3 separate regions of the Homo sapiens genome follow, and all the other regions are linked to region 3. A link is a contact called in ENCODE Hi-C or POLR2A ChIA-PET data. All regions are on one chromosome and are shown on one strand. The core of a region is the stretch at or near the end of the contact, and the rest is flanking DNA. Distances in the headings are between cores, read along the strand shown. Region 1 has its middle 37 kb from the start of APOL3. Region 2 has its middle 46 kb from the start of TXN2. Region 3 has its middle 8.9 kb from the start of MIR6819.

What was found. Hi-C counts contacts between places; a loop is a spot of excess contacts on that map. ChIA-PET counts read pairs that join two places held with the same protein, here RNA polymerase II (POLR2A). Pooled maps may share reads with other maps.
Region 1: a loop to region 3 is called in a pooled map, with 2.5 times the contacts of the local background. The contact joins two enhancer-like sites. A Hi-C loop is called at or near these places in 1 of 50 pooled maps. POLR2A ChIA-PET finds 5 or more read pairs at or near these places in 2 of 52 experiments (MCF 10A and WTC11).
Region 2: a pooled map shows a loop between it and region 3 (2.1-fold over the local background). The contact joins two enhancer-like sites. A Hi-C loop is called at or near these places in 1 of 50 pooled maps. POLR2A ChIA-PET finds 5 or more read pairs at or near these places in 4 of 52 experiments (Caco-2, activated CD4-positive, alpha-beta T cell, activated naive CD4-positive, alpha-beta T cell and 1 more).

What each region holds. Positions count from the first base shown.
Region 1 is chr22:36,122,021-36,125,625 of GRCh38, forward strand. No RefSeq gene overlaps it. Among named protein-coding and RNA genes, the nearest start is that of APOL3, 37 kb to the right of the region's middle. RefSeq lists an enhancer at 1,981-2,275 and a silencer at 2,216-2,285. Within about 2 kb of position 2,096, at least 31 of the 41 ENCODE cell types and tissues checked have a DNase peak (open chromatin) inside an H3K27ac peak, as active enhancers do.
Region 2 is chr22:36,434,358-36,437,738 of GRCh38, forward strand. No RefSeq gene overlaps it. Among named protein-coding and RNA genes, the nearest start is that of TXN2, 46 kb to the right of the region's middle. RefSeq lists enhancers at 1,288-1,417, 1,439-2,074. Within about 2 kb of position 1,439, at least 16 of the 41 ENCODE cell types and tissues checked have a DNase peak (open chromatin) inside an H3K27ac peak, as active enhancers do.
Region 3 is chr22:36,276,385-36,279,707 of GRCh38, forward strand. No RefSeq gene overlaps it. Among named protein-coding and RNA genes, the nearest start is that of MIR6819, 8.9 kb to the right of the region's middle. Within about 2 kb of position 1,472, at least 6 of the 41 ENCODE cell types and tissues checked have a DNase peak (open chromatin) inside an H3K27ac peak, as active enhancers do.

The sequences.
Region 1 (3,605 bases), core at 846-3,345, 150 kb before region 3:
AGTATACCTTGTGTAATACCTGACACGTAGTAGGTGCTCAATAAGTGATACTCATTGATTTATTTTTTTATTTTATTTATTTTATTTTTTTGAGACCGAGTCTTACTCTGTCACCCAGGCTAGAGTGCAGAGGCGTGATTTCGACTTACTGCAACCTCTACCTCCTGGGTTCAAATGATTCTCCTGCCTGGGCCTCCCGAGTAGCTGGGATAACAGGCGTGTGCCACCACACCTGGCTAATTTTTATATTTTTAGTAAAGACAGGGTTTCACCATGTTGGCCAGGCTGGTCTTGAACTCCTGACCTCAGGTGATCCGCCTGCCTCAGCCTCCCAAAGTGCTGAGATTACAGTTGTGAGCCACCACGCCTGGTCAATAAGTGATACTCATTGTTAATAACAATTCTAGTTCATCTAAGGATTTAAAGCTGTGTACCTTTCATAGTGTTCTACAAACAGCTTCCTGATTTCCAGCAGCTTTGCTTATATCAGCCAGGATAGTCTAGGTTATGCTGCAGTAAAAAACAAGCCCCTAGGCTGGGCACGGTGGCTCACGCCTGTAATCCCAGCACTTTGGGAGGCCGAGGCGGGCGGATCACCTGAGGTCAGGAGTTTGAGACCAGCCTGACCAACGTGGTGAACCCCTGTCTCTATTAAAAATTCAAAATTAGCCGGGCATGGTGGTGCATGCCTGTAGTCCTAGCTAGTTGGGAGGCTGAGGCAGGAGAATCGCTTGAACCTGGGAGGTGGAGCTTGCAGTGAGCCAAGATCGCGCCATTGCACTCCAGCCTGGGCTACTAGAGCGAAACTCTGTCTCAAAAAACAAAACAAAACTAAACAAAACAAAAAAACAAACCAAACAAACAAACAAAAACCACCAAAAAGCAAGCCCCCGATCTCAGTGGTTCACAACAGCAAAGGCTACTTCTTGCTCACGCTACATGTCCATCATGGGGCAGGTGCCTCTCTGCTCCGGTTGTCTTCCCTCCTGGACTCAGTATCATGGAGCAACCACTTTCTGGAAGATTGCTGGTTGCCACAGTAGAGGAAAAGGGTCTTATATCAGCATTCATTGCTGTGGCTTAGAAATGACACATATTATTTCCATTCAAAACTCTTTTGTCCAGAACTGGTTACATATTCCCACCCAACCATAAGGAGACCAGGAAGAATAATCCCACTGTGCATCTGGAAAGGGGAAAAGCCAGACAAATGTGGCCAACAGCCCCAGTGACTACCACCACAGTGCTTTTGAAAACCACTGCCCAGAGCCAGAAGGATGGAGGATCAGCATGGCGGTAGGAGGAAGGGAGAAGCCAGAGGGGAATGAGGAGGAGCCGGGGTGCCTGGTATGGAGGGCCATCCATCCTTGGTCAATGTGCAGGGCTGGGGCCAGAGGAAGGCTGGGCGCCTTTCTCATCTGGACCCAGACCCAGACAGACCCCGGGGCCATTCCGTTCTGCAGGCAAACAAGCCAGTCCCGCTAGAATGTGGCAGTCACAGGCTTTCAACATGGAAGGTGGAGCTGCCTGGACGCTGTGTTTTTTTTCTGTTTGTTTTTTTGAGACGGAGTCTTGCTCTGTCACCCAGGCTGGAGTGCAGTGGCATGATCTGGGCTGATTGCGCCTCGGCAAAATCTCGGCTGACTTGCCTCCCGGGTTCAAGCGATTCTCCTGCTTCAGCCTCCCGAGTAGTTGAGATTACAGGCGCGCACCACCACGCCCGGCTAATTTCTGTATTTTTAGTACAGACGGGGTTTCATCATGTTGGCCACGCTGGTCCTGACCTCAAGCGATCCGCCCGCCCAGGCCTCCCAAAGTGCTGGGATTACAGGAATAAGCCACCGCGCCCGGCCAGACGCTGTGTTTTCCTGGCACTCCACTTCATGAGCAAAACTGTCACAGAGTAGTATTTCCCTGGCTCCACCCCTCCGGCGCTGCTGGATTCCTGAACCTATTCACTTCTTCTGAAGTGCTCTCAACTTGGCCTCCCTGGCTCCTTCCTGGTGCAGACATTTACTCTTCCTGCTCCGGCTTTGTGCCTCTGTAAAACTGCTGACGTCACCAGCAGCGGCTCCGACCGCCTGTCCTCCAAGGTCCCGGGCTGCGGCTGCGCAGCGCCGACAGCACGATGCGTGTGCCGACAGCGCCACCTCCTGGCTCTGCCGAGGCTGTTGGCAACACGCAGGGCTCGCAGTGCGCCCGCTTTTCTACTGCAGCCCTCAAAATTCAGCACGAGGCTTGGCTAGGGGAGCTTGAGTGGCTGACACTGTGGTCTGGTTAGTTTCCATTCTGACCCATGCTAGCCGTCTTTCAGATTCTAGAACTCAGTTCTTCTCCGGACCTCCCTCCCAGCCACAAGTCTTTGAATATGCGGCCTGCAGCTGGGCTCCCCTCATCCCCGCTCTTCTCCCCAACCTTCTTCATCATCCCTTGGCCGATCTTGAAGACTTAGCGGAGGCAGGGCGCAATGGCTTACGCCTGTAATCCCAGCACTTAGGGAGGCCGAGGCGGGAGCATCACTTGAGGTCAGGAGTTTGAGACCAGTCTGGCCAACATGGTGGAACTTTGTCTCTACTAAAAATACAAAAATTAGCTGGGCGTGGTGGCGGGCACCTGTACTCCCAGCTACTGGGGAGGTTGAGGTAGGAGAATCGCTTGTACCCGGGAGGCAGAGGTTGCTGTGAGCCAGGATTGAGCCACTGCACTCCAGCCTGGGCAACAGAGCGAGATCCTGTCTCAAAGGAAAAAAAAAGTCTTAGCTGAAACGTCACTTCCTCGACTCCTCAAATTTAGTCAAGCCCCCGTGCTATGAGATCTCTCCCCTTCTTGCTGGACGGGTTGGCAATGCTGGAGGATCTTGAAAGAGGAACACTCATGGGTCAAGAGCATTTCCTAACAGCGAACAGAGGTTTCAGAATCCTCATGAGCATCGGTGTCTCCTTGCTGGGACGCTGCTCACACACTTTGTGATCCTCAGAGGTGAGATGCAGGCCTATTAAACACGCTGGCCTTGGTGAGAAAGCCTCTGTGGGTTTCCTGTTTATCCCAATAAGCTGATTCAGGAAAGGAGACATCTCCTTCCTTCTCTGTTTGCCATGGAGGACTCACACCTTTCTTGTCCCCAGGACAGTGGACATCTGTTTGCCAATGCAGACCTCGTGCTCACTGGAGGCTGGAGAAGGCACGCTCAAGAAACGTTCAAGGCATGACAGCTACCCAGAAGGCCTCTAGTGCCCCAAGAGCTGCTCATCAGCCCCATTTTCTTCCTAATATTATTTAAAAATTTAAAGAAATTCAGTGAAAGTGTAAGCATACAGGCATAGGTAGTAGGTAAACTAGAATTCACTCTTGCTGGGGGAATACCACCCAGGGTTTGAAAAGATACAGAAGGCAAAAGAAACTGCATTTAGTATAATAAAATACAATTAGGCAGAGCACGGTGGCTCATGCCTGTAATTCCAGCACTTTGGGAGGCCGAGGAAGGCGGATTACCTGAGCTCTGGAGTTTGAGACCAGCCTGGGCAACATGGTGAAACCCCGTCTCTACAAACATACAACAATTAGTGAGTCTTGGTGGTACATGCCAGTCATCCCAGTTATTTGCT
Region 2 (3,381 bases), core at 189-2,688, 160 kb after region 3:
CCCGAGCAGCTGGCGTTACAAACGTGAGCCACCACGCCTGGCTAGTTTTTGTATTTTTAGCAGAGACGGGATTTCACCATGTTGGCCAGGCTGGTTTCAAACTCCTGGCCTCAAGCGATCTGCCCTCCTCGACCTCCCAAAGTGCTGGGATTACGGGCGTGAGCCACCGCGCCCGGCCTCATTCACTCATTTCTTTTCCCAGGGTCCACCTACCCAGGCTAGGCCTGCTGTGCTGAGGACACCGAGGGAGGCAGACCGTGGCCCTGCCCACCATAATTAAGTGTTGGAGGCCACTGTCTAGGGGTAGAAGCAGCCACAGAAACATAGAGATACAGAGAAACAGGTGACTCAGTGAGGTCAGGGCACAGGACCTTTATGACATGTGGGGAGGGTGAGGTCTGAGAATGGAGGAGGGAAAGACCGGCTGTGTGGAGGGAAGGGGGTGCCTGTGGGGCCTCGCCCCTGGAGCCCTGGGACCCTCCTGCGCTAGGGGTGCAGAGTCCACAGCGAGGGACAGTGCACAGTTAGGCAGGCTCTATGCAGTCAGTTTTACTCCAACCCTTTGTTGGCAAGAGGGGAGGGAATCGGTTATATTAAAACAAACACAGACAGAGCAGGGAGTGCGAAGGCCACGTTCATAAGGTTCCTTCAGTAAACAACAAAGACCTGGAGAACTGTCGAGTGAGCCTCTAGTTCAGTTCCTTGACCCGCCTTTTCCCTCCCCACTTTCTCCTGTATCCCACCAGCTCCTCTTGCAATGAGGCACTGCTGTGGGTTTGAGAAGCGCTGAACGGCCCAGAGCTCAGCCTGGACTAGAAAGACTCAGGTGCGCCAGGCGTAGTGGCTCACGCCTGTAATCCCAGCACTTTAGGAGGCCGAGGCAGGCGGATCACCTAAGGTTGGGAGTTCAACACCAGGCTGACCAACATGGAGAAACCCTGTTTCTACTAAAAATACAAAATTAGCCGGGCGTGGTGGCACATGCCTGTAATCCCAGCTACTCAGGAGGCTGAGGCAGGAGAACTGCTTGAACGTGGGAGGGGGAGGTTGCAGTGAGCCGGGATCGCGCCATTGCACTCCAGCCTGGGCAACAAGAGCACAATTCCATCTCAGAAAAAAAAAGAAAAAAGAAAAAAAGGAAGGCTCAGGTGCTCCTTCATTCAACCACAGTCACAGAGATGCCCAGCCAGGTTCTTCCTGCCAACATGCACGTCTGAGGCAGGGACCTGGCCGAGGGCTGGCTGGTCAATAAAAGGCCCCTCCCTTCACGGCCTTCCCTGTCCCCACCTCCTAACCTCTGGTTTTCACCAGCTTCCTCTAGCTTCTTTTCAACACAGCTTTCACTGCTGGCGGCCTCTGTGTCTTTGATATCCCGCTAGGTGCCGGGCTCTCTGCTCAGCAGTGCGGATGCAAGAGGAAACCAGGGTGGCCCATCAAAGCAGCCCCTGGGTTTGAATCCTGGCCCCACCACTTAAAGCGGAGTGCGGGAAGTTTCCTTTCCTCGTCTGTCAAATTAGGGTATTTCCCCACCCTCACACCTGGCTTAAGGCACTCATCTTCAGCTCAGGAGGAATCCTGCTCACAGTTACAAAGGCTCAGTTACTCAACCTCCTGCTGCAATAGATCACACCCTCCACTTCAAGAACAGTCCCCAGAAAAGCAGCCACTGTGACTGCCGGGTTCACCACAGCGTCGCCAGTGTCTCTCACCGGGTCTGGCACGCGGCAGGGGCACAATAAATACCCCCCCTTCATTCCTTCAGCTTATGCATATTAATCATCAGACAAGTGCTAAGACTTAGGCATATCTTTTCTCATTTTCCAGCTGAGCAAAGTGAGACTCAGAGAGGTCAAGTGGCTTGCCCATAGTCACACAGCAAGTAAGTGACTAAGCTGATATTTAGAACTAGTTCTTCCACCAGACTTTTTCCACTTGACCCAAAGTGTCAAAGTGTAGAAATATGGAGGCAAGGAAAGGGTTGGTCTTTTGGGAAGATGACCAGAACAGCAGATGAGAAATGGGCTGGGGCAGGTTCCCTATGGGCATTGAAGGTCAAGTGGGGGATAGGAGGGCTTAGGCTGTCATCCTGTAGGCCACAGGACTGGAGGTTTGTTCCTGCTTTGGGCCCTTGTAAAACTAAAGTGGAGGCCGGGCATGGTGGCTCACGCCTGTAATCCCAGCACTCTGGGAGGCCGAGGTGGGCAGATCACCTGAGGTTGGGAGTTTGAGACCAGCCTGACCAACAAGGAGAAACCCCATCTCTACAGATACAAAATTAGCAGGGCGTGGTGGCACATGCCTGTAATCCCAGCTACTTGGGAGGCTGAGGCAGGAGAATTGCTTGAACCTGGGAGGCAGAGGTTGCGGTGAACCAAGATCATGTCATTGCACTCCAGCCTGGGCAACAAGAGCGAAACTCCGTCTCAAACAAACAAAAAATAAAGTGTCACAGGCAGACGGCTTATCACACTACTCAGTTTTCTTACCTGAAAACATGGCACAGATGTACTGATAAGGGTTAATAATCCCAGTGGAAAGAGTTTGAGCCTTGGCGTCAAATATATCTGGGTTAAAATTCCAGCACTACCACTTCCTGGTTGGGGGACCTCAGCAAACAATAAAATGATTTACCCGTCTGCCTCTCAGTGTCCAGCTCAGGAGAATAGGTCTGATCTTTTTTTTTTTTTTTTTTTTTTGAGACAGAGTCTCGCTCTGTTGCCCAGGCTGGAGTACAGTGGCGCAATCTCGGCTCACTGCAACCTCCATCTCCCGAGTTCAAGTGATTCTCCTGCCTCAGCTTCATGAGTAGCTGGTACTACAGGCATGCGCCACCACGCCCAGCTAATTTTTGTATTTATTTATTTATTTTTTTAGTAGAGACGAGGTTTCAGCATGTTGGCCAGGCTGTTCTCGTACTCCTGACCTCAAGTGATCCACCCGCCTCAGCTTCCCAAAGTGCTGGGATTACAGGCGTGAGCCACTGTGCCCTGCCTGATCTTTTTATTTATTTATTTTTTTCCCAAGACGGAGTCTTGCTCTGTCACCCAGGCTGGAGTACAGTGGCTTGATCTTGGCTCACTGCAACCTCCACCTCCCGAGTTCAAGCGATTCTCCTGGCCCATCCTCCTGAGTAGCTGGGATTACAGGCACGTGCCTCCACGCCCAGCTAATGTTTGTATTTTTAGTAGAGATGGGGTTCCACTATGTTGGCCAGGCTGTCTCGAACTCCTGACCTCAGGTGATCCACCCACCTCGGCCTCCCAAAGTGCTGGGACTACAGGTGTGAGCCACTGCGCCTGGCCACTCTATGGGCTTTTCATTTCTTTCTTTCTTTCTTTTTTTTTTTTTTTGAGACAAGGTCTCACTCTGTCACCCAGGCTA
Region 3 (3,323 bases), core at 222-2,721:
TGCCAGTGAGAAATAAGCCTGCCTCTGATATGGAAGTGCTGGGAAGGGAAGCATGTAGTCCCTTTAAATGATATGGATCCCACCTCTGGGAGGCCTGTAATCCCAGCACCTGTAATCCCAGCACTTTGGGAGGCCAAGGCGGATAGAGCACAAGGTCAGGAGTTCGAGACCGGCCTGGCCAATATGGTGAAACCCCGTCTCTACTAAAAATACAAAAATTAGCTGGGCATCGTGGTGGGTGCCTGTAGTCCCAGCTACTCGGGAGGCTGAGGCAGGAGAATTGCTTGAACCCGGGAGGCAGAGGTTGCCGTGAGCCATGATTACACCACTGCACCCCAGCCTGGAGACAGAGTGAGACTTTGTCTCAAAGAAAAAAAAAGAAAAGAAGTGGGGGCCTCACACACAGTTTCCTGGATAACAGGAACTATTGTAAGAGATCCCACCAAACCACAACCATGCAGAATGAATCACAGCCCTGCACAAAGGCCACCTCTATGAGGACATCTGCCCAACAACTGTCTGTTTAACCTTGAGCTAAGGTGACCCTTGTTATTAATTCTTGTACCTAGGGATCATTATTTAAAATAACTTACATAATTCTCCCCATTTTGGCTTTAAAAACCTCTGCTTTCAGCCGGGCGTGGTGGCTCACGCCTGTAATCCCAGCACTTTGGGAGGCTAAGGCGGATGGATCACCTGAGGTCAGGAGTTCGAGACCAGCCTGCCCAACATGGAGAAACCCCATCTCTACTAAAAGTACAAAATTAGCCGGGCATGGTGGCACATGCCTGTATTTCCAGCTACTTGGGAGGCTGAGGCAGGAGAATTGCTGGAACCCGGGAGGCGGAAGTTGCAGTGAGCCGAGATCGCGCCACTGCACTCCAGCCTGGCTACAAAGCGAGACTCCGTCTTGGGGCAAAAAAAAAAAAAAAAAAAAAAAAAACACCACCTCTGCTTTCCTTTGTCTCCCTGAGTCGGCCTGTGGTCCCACCATGGGGTGTCCTGGCACATCATGTATTCCCAGATTTACAAATCCTTCTGCTCATTCCAGAATAAACTTGTTATCTTCAGAGACTCCCTTTCTGTTGTTATTTTAGGTTGACGACAGACTCCCTGAACGTAATCTCATAGTGGAGCAACCAGAATGGGGACTGCAGACTCAAATCCAGGTGAGAATCAGGTGTCTCTTAACTTCAGGGACGTGGGACGTGAGCAGAGACCATCCATTTGGAGATTCCGAGGATCTAGTGACTAAGAATAGGGCTCAGTTTCACCATCAACACCGCAGGAAAATTCACCCAGGATGTCTGCAGCTCCAGAGGAGGGGGCTTGGGCCAAAATCTTGGGTCCATATGCAATTTCGGCCACTGAGAAGGCAAACCCAACTCGAAGGGGGAAATGAACCCTGAAATTGCTTTGGAAGATGTGCGGTGACATCGCCAGCACCACCTAGTGGAAGCTGGAAGTGTGGACAGCCCTCCTCACAGCCACCACCCCCACCCCGCCCTGCCCCGCCAATGGAGAGGTGTGCTTGGCCAGGTCATGCCCGATGTCATTGTCTGTGTGCACCATGACAGGGACCCCAGCGCCCTGTTCTGCTCTTTTTCAAGGCACCCTGGAAGGAGGTGGCGAGCTTCAAGCTGGGCATTTGACAATGGGGGCTTCTGAAGGCATCAGTGGCTAGCGGAGACAAACAAGCCTAGGACTGCAAAGTGCAGGGGAAGGGAATTGTGTTTCATGCCCACAGCCCCTGGGGACCCCATAGGAGGCTGAGGGAGCAGCCACTGGTCCCGGCCACTCACAGCCCGGCCACTAGCAGTGTCTCATGGACAATCCTTTTTGTCTTTCCTCATATGGAAAAATTGGGCCCTGAGTAACAGGTGTCAGCTTCAGGAAGGTTCAGAAGTAGGTATAAAAATGACAAACACAATCAAGCTCATATTTTCCTGCTGAAGTCTAGACAAATGTGTGTTTCATTTTGATGCACATATAACATTTAAGAGAACTGGACTCATACACAGAGTTAACAGAGTAGTTTTTGGATTCAGATTTGAAATAGGTAATCGAGTAATTGATATAGATGCAGGATTTCAGCTTGAATGCCTCTCTGCTAGTAGGTACTGAGGGTGCTGCAAATAAGCTTTAGCCCAGGGAGAGGGAGAAGCATCTAGCTCAGTGGATCCCAAACAGGAGAAATGAGGAGTGGAGGGTAGGGAGGGTGCTGTGAGCACCCACAGCAACAGGATCTCTGGAACATGCACCAAGGGACATGCGCCAACCTCTATCCCCTTCCCTCCAGCAGCCAAGAGACAAAGGAGACTCTTGTCTGGAGTCATTGCGGTGCCAAAGCATGACCTTAAAAATGATAGCAACTTAGCTGGGCGTGGTGGCTCACGCCTGTAATCCCAGCTCTTTGGGAGGCCGAGGTGGGAGGATCACCTGAGGACCTGAGGTCAGGAGTTCGAGACCAGCCTGGCCAACATGGTGAAACCCTGTCTCTACTAAAAATACAGAAATTAGCCGGGTGTGGTGGCAGGCACCTGTAGTCCCAGCTACTTGGGAGGCTGAGGCAGGAGAATCATTTCAACCCGGGCGGCAGAGGTTGCAGTGAGCTGAGAGCGCACCACTGCACTCCAGCCTGGGTGACAGAGCGAGACTCTGTCTCTAAATAAATAAATAAATAAAATAATAGCACTTAGCTGCTGTGGAAAACTATATGACGGTTCTTTGAAAACTTAAACATAGAATTACCATAGGATCCCTCAATTCCACTTCTGGGAATATACCCAACAGCATGAAAACAGGGACCTGACCAGATATTTGTACAGTCATGCTCATAGCAGCATCGTTCACCATAGCCAAATGGTGGAGGCAACCCAGGTGTCCATTGACAGATGAACGGATAAGCAAAATGGTACGTGTACCCACAGGGAATATTATTCCGCCTTAAAAGAGGAAGGAAATTCTGACCCATGCTGTAACAAGGATGAACCTTAAGGACATTCTGCTAAGTGAAATAAGCCCGTCACAAAAGGACACATGCTGTATGATTCCGTTCATGTGAGGTTCTTACGGTGGTCAAATTTATAAAGATAAGGAGCAGAGTGTTGGTTGTCAAGGGCTGGGGGAGGGAGAATGAGCAGTTCATGTTTACTGGGTACAAAGTGTCAGTTTTGCAAGAGAAGAGTTCTGTGGATGATGGTGGTTGTGCAACAATGTGAATGTAATTCCACGAAACTGTTCACCTAAAAATGGTTAAAAAGGCAATTTTAGGTTATGAATATCTTACAGTTAAAATCTTTAATTAAAGTCCTTTCAAAGCC